Linked DNA regions of Homo sapiens: region 2 is linked to region 1. Evidence: chromatin contacts called from ENCODE Hi-C or POLR2A ChIA-PET data. All regions are on one chromosome and are shown on one strand. Each heading gives the region's core, a stretch centred on a gene start or an enhancer-like site at or near the end of the contact. The rest is flanking DNA. Distances are from core to core; before and after follow the strand shown.

Evidence for each region. A loop is a pair of places that touch in the nucleus more often than their neighbours do. ChIA-PET counts read pairs that join two places held with the same protein, here RNA polymerase II (POLR2A). Pooled maps may share reads with other maps.
Region 2: a map of heart left ventricle shows a loop between it and region 1 (2.0-fold over the local background). The contact joins two enhancer-like sites. A Hi-C loop is called at or near these places in 14 of 168 maps with a recorded cell type or tissue (CD4-positive, alpha-beta memory T cell, CD8-positive, alpha-beta T cell, Caco-2 and 10 more), 28 of 37 single-sample maps with no recorded cell type and 19 of 50 pooled maps. POLR2A ChIA-PET finds 5 or more read pairs at or near these places in 16 of 52 experiments (CD4-positive, alpha-beta T cell, CD4-positive, alpha-beta memory T cell, CD8-positive, alpha-beta memory T cell and 11 more).

The regions. Positions count from the first base shown.
Region 1 is chr15:60,604,863-60,607,562 of GRCh38, forward strand. The region is part of intron 2 of RORA (RAR related orphan receptor A); the gene reads right to left. All of the region lies in intron 5 of RORA-AS1 (RORA antisense RNA 1), which reads left to right. Among named protein-coding and RNA genes, the nearest start is that of RORA-AS2, 75 kb to the right of the region's middle. Within about 2 kb of position 1,334, at least 4 of the 41 ENCODE cell types and tissues checked have a DNase peak (open chromatin) inside an H3K27ac peak, as active enhancers do.
Region 2 is chr15:60,648,067-60,650,777 of GRCh38, forward strand. All of the region lies in intron 2 of RORA (RAR related orphan receptor A), which reads right to left. It overlaps LOC105370846 (a long non-coding RNA gene), which reads left to right. Exons shown (of 5, transcript XR_007064663.1): 5 at 1-2,711. Among named protein-coding and RNA genes, the nearest start is that of RORA-AS2, 32 kb to the right of the region's middle. RefSeq lists an enhancer at 2,075-2,576. Within about 2 kb of position 1,390, at least 4 of the 41 ENCODE cell types and tissues checked have a DNase peak (open chromatin) inside an H3K27ac peak, as active enhancers do.

The DNA of each region.
Region 1 (2,700 bases), core at 84-2,583:
TAAAAGTCAGGCAATAAACATGAAACCCATTAGTATCTGGCACACTGTTGATACCCAATAATCACTGGATTGGAGTGGTTTATGACCTACCACTAGACATTTATAACTGTATGAGCAATATAAAATATACTAACAAACAGTGTGAACAGGGAGTTTATTTGGACATACAGATAGTGCTAACTCTCCATGTATTTGGCATTATATACTCAGAGCTCCCAAATAATTAAGATAATTTTTCACTTTAGAAGTGGATCTTTTGTTATTCTGTCAACCTAGCTATGTTCTTCAGAGTCAAAGGTTCTACACACGATATACTATGTACATGTCACCATGAAAACTGATAATTTGTCTACTCCATTTCAAAAAAAAAAATTCCTGAATGTTTAAAAGCAATTCTTCGTAATGTAGTTAGAGTTTGTACTCTCTGGAAACAAGATTTTTTTTTCTTTCAAACACTCCTAGACAAACAAGGACATTTAGTTAAGAAGCTTATTATGATTCTGTCTGAAATGCTTTCTTACCAAAACCTATTGTATCCCTTAGGATTTCAAGGCAATAAAAACCAATAATTTTAATAAAATTATGTCAATCTTCCCGCATACAACTAAGGCTAACAACATAATCTAAATGTTAAACTATAGTGGAAAAGAAACTACGTAAACAATGCATAAGGTTACTTCACTCAAAATTTATACAGATGGTTTTCTTACAAAATTACGATGATCAGATATGATTAATGATACGATTTAAGATTATTGGTCTTTAATAGAGGCAAAACATGATGACTCACTGACAAAGCAAGCTAATAGCAGGGAGGGAGAGAAGGTAAGTTTGTATATTTGATTACAAAGCAAAACAGATAAGTAAAACCACAGAGTAAATAATGATTATATTATATGAAACTTTCATTGTTTCCTAACTTACATTTATATTAACTTTTCTGGAGATGACGTTTTTTAAACATATAAATCGTCATTAGGAACCTGACAACAGTTCTAAATCAAACCTAGGGTTTAAAACATCATTTGCCGACAGACATCCTCCAAGTGTTTTCCGCAGAGGCACATCACTTCTGATTATTCCCAGGCTATTTTAAATGATCTTGGACAGGGCTACTGAATGACTTGTCAGCGAACAGGAAAACATTATGACACCACTTCTCCAGATTTCTTCCCAGAACACGAAATATTTGGGATCGTTCTAATTGAATCAAGGCTAGCTTGAAAAAACAAGTTAAGCTTCACTTTAAAGCTTTCAGTTTTAACTGGAGGAATGCTTCTAACATATGGCAGCTGGGCTCTGACTCACAGCAACCTTCAAATTCTGGCCAAAATGTCTGTTTCCTGAGATTGTGTCTGATATGCCTGTGTATCCCTGGTGGGGCCCAGCAAGCATTCAGTAAATGCTATTGTTGGAACGAATGAATGAATTAAAGGGCTCCTAATTAGGAGCTACAAATTCTTCCAGCAACAAAATAATCCCATAGGAAAGCTGCAATGTACTTGGAATTGGTATCTACGAAGAGTTCTATTTTCAGCTCCTTTACAAATTATTTTTATCATTTATGCTCAACTTGGTCTTTCTTGTTGTTGTTTTTTTTAAACCAAGATGTGAAAAGCACAGAAGCATTTTCTAGAACATGAAAGACCAGTATACTTTGTAGAAAGTTTCATTTGTATGTAGCTTGTGTGTGATAATTATTTTTAAATCTCAGTTAATCATCATATATTTTCTCGGAGCAGACTTTGGGTGAGGCACTACGTGAAATGTTTGAAAAAGATAGTTAAAAGGAAAAAGTCCTATTCTTGACTATGCACCAAAAATTGTAACTAACACTAGTAGAAGGTAAGCAGTTTCCAGTAAGGCAAGTGGTTATCTAAAGAAATACTAAATTAGAACTGCTATCTCAGAAGTATAAACAATTGCTATAATACTTTTCAATCAGACATCTCTCACATGAAAGCCTTGTGAAATAAATGGAAGACAGAAGCCGAAAAAACAGAAAAGAAAAAAGAAAAGAAAGAAACAAAGATCAGCAGAGATACCACTAAAACTCCAAGAACCAAAAGTTTGTATATGTGCTTTAAAAAGCATCCCTTTGATATTTACTCCGAGGCTTTTTTCTCTTATGTAAGACATAATTCTGACAACCTTGATGTCTGAACTTCCAGTATACCGGAGATATTTTGGAAGCACAACAGAGACTTGTGCTCATAGGCGCAAAGAGAGACAATAAATATTGAAGGAAGAGATTTAAAAAATGATAAAAAGTTAGACCTAAGAACTCAAAAAGTATGGCAGCATGGAGCCATTTAGCATAGGGGCAAAGAGCCAACCACACCTGCCGAGTTTCTGAGTGCATCCTGTATTACAGCATACTGTACACACCATAATAATTAATGGTTATAATGACTTTGAATCACTAAGGACGTATTAACCCATGAACTCTAAGAAGACAGGGACTTACATAATATATTTTGAAAGCTCCCCTTCCCCCTATAAAGTGATTTAGTTTAGGCACTTATAGAAATACGCTGCAGAAAATTAATTTTTTATGATGTACCTCATTTTCTGATACTGCCTTGAATGTGACATGGTATACATACCTAAAATAATAACCCTAACTATTTAAGACCTTACACTCAAGGACTTAGGTGTTCTTGTTTCAGTAAGCTGTGTTCTGAAGCATACTGGAAAAAT
Region 2 (2,711 bases), core at 140-2,639, 43 kb after region 1:
TAAGGCAGACTGAGGGAGGAGGAGGAGGGCAGGAGAGAACACGCTTTAGAAAGCATGACGGTGTCTCATTCTGTTTGCAAGTGAGCACGTAGGTGCCTTCCAAATATGATCCTGAAGAAGGTGCAGATAAATGAAAAATTGGATATACAATAAACCACATACCTCTTTATGTTTATATATGAACATATTAAAGAAGGTTGGCTTTAGTAGAGTATGATGCATATTCTAATTATATCAATATTGGATGCATTGTTAGTACCATTTCTCAACTTCATTTAAAAATCACTTTCAGAAAATACAAAAAATAATTCTGAAGATTTTAACCTTAGGTGCCCGTAGATCATTTTCTTAGGAAACTGCAGCTTTTAGAAATGCTGGACATACTTTATCCAAAGCGTTATAACTGGTCTTCCACAAGCCTAGGATAAAGTTTTCCACAGAAACACTACTACAGAAAAATGCCACATGCCATGGATTAAACACTGAAACCAGCTAATCACAACACATGAGAGCAAATGTAGCATGTTCAGAGAAGTACAAATATGTTGAAACATGTCTGTCATGAAATCTGATCTTAACAATCCTCTGAAGACTAGCCTTTTTGCAAAGAGAACTTATGACTAATATACCTCACGGAGGGGGTCTCAGTTTCTAATAGAGTTAATTTTATCTGCTTTGATGATGGAAACGAAAGACACCCTGGAAACATCCTCTTAATTCTAAGCACCATCCACTCTTTTTGAGGGGGGAGAGGGAAGCTTTCAGTAATTCCCAGTGTGTCTTATACTGAATATATAGAAGATGGTAAAGCAGGGCCAGGTAATTCCAACACTTAAACTGCTACTTAACCATCCACATATTAAAGGAGTTTACATGGATTGTCAGCTATGAAAGAGGTTTCTCAATCTATATCCCACTCCACAGTCAACTCTCCTCACAGGTGCTCTTGGCTGTGGGGCACTCATAATCTCAGAAGCCGATAAGGCTGCCAAGTTCAAGTTGCCGTGACTCTGAACACAGTATAATATTCCCATTCCAAGCCATAGCCCGTCACTTTTGTGGCTGTTCAGATGAGGGCCCTTCTTGGTACCACTCTGACTCACATACACTGGCTGAAGTCATGTAGCAGGTGAAGGACTTAAGTGTCACTAAGTTGGTTTCCAGTTGCTTCCAGGAAAAAAAAAAAAAATCCCCGGCATATAAGATTCTTGCTCCTGACACCTGGCACTTTCTCCTTGTGTTCATGGCTGCAGACAGAAGATCTGGCCATTACTGTTTTGGCTTCAAGTGCTGCCTCCCACACACATATTGAGGGGCTCTGCAACAAACAGAAACCTAGGGACACTGACATTTTGGAGGCAGGGTGTAGAAAAAAACACTGTATGTGTATCTGAAAACTCTGCCATGCATGTCAGCCCTGACACGCCACTTCCTAGCTCTTCTAACGTCAGAACATTCTGTGTTAGGAGTTGCTAATCAGTCCAATATCATATGTAGTTTAACGGTGTTGAAACACATTTGCCAGAAAGGAGGCCAAAAGGAAGGGCCCCTCTACTGCTATCTTCTGCAAAAGATCTGATCACTTGTGACTGCAGCCCCTCACTTTGCCCCCAGGTGTTTTCTCCCTGTGTTGTTCTTGGGCGTGTTTAATTTGGATTGAGCATCCATGGAGCTGTGTAAACATTGAGGTCCCATGAATATTGCAATATTAAACAGCAGTGGTAATTACCAATAGACCCCTCAAAAAGCAATCGAATAGCAAACTCACCTTAACTTGGCCTTTGTATCTCTGGCAACGGAAAGCTCAAAATGCAGTTCTGTCATTTTTGCACAGTCATTTACCTTGACACCCTCCCTCTGCCGTGGAATCAAATCTCCATGTATAAAAATAAACCTAGAAACTTTCTGTTCACACGTTTTGAGGTATGTGCACCAAATGACACACTTTGGGAGGTAAGCACGAGTCATGGTAACTGACCACATCCTTTATCTTTTCATCCTAAGACTTAGCAGAACTTTATCTTTACAATAAAATGGCCTTTAGAAGTGGGTATCACCAACTTCAGAATGTGAACATCGTTACTGAGAAAAAGCATTTTCCTTTTAAACAGAAACCAACAGCCATGCATTAAAAGGCCTGAGGAAAAAAAAAAAAGTGGAGCTACCACAAAACAAACAAATATTCAGCTTGGTTTCAGGAAGCTTAGAGAGGATCAAACAAGGCTTTCTCTATTGAAGTTGTTCGAGAACATTTATGGTTATTTCAGCTTCAGTTTCTATTTACGCTGCTGGCTTTTATGCCTCGACCTCAGGAGGGCATTCCAACTTCAGGTTAACTCACAAGTAGCTTCAGAAAAGTTGGCCTGAAAATCCCACCCCCAGAGTGGGGGAGGGGAAAGCACGATGGTTCACATTGGTTTCCAAACACCTTTCAAACCACTGCTTTGGCCTTGAGTCGAGGATATCTCAAAAATTGGGGAGAGAAATTCCACGGAGAGAGGGTGAGAAAGGTTTCTCATGGTGTGAACATTCATATAGGGAGACTGTCTCTTCCTGCGGGATGAAACCAGGAGAAGAGAGCACCAATTTGCGGAGCCCTCGTGAAGGTTTCCACTCAGGAGTTTGCAATTTTCTGTTGGTCCCTAGGGAGGAAGATTTAGTACATGGTTGAATTTCCAAGCAAATTAACTTCCAGAATAAAGGAGGAACTA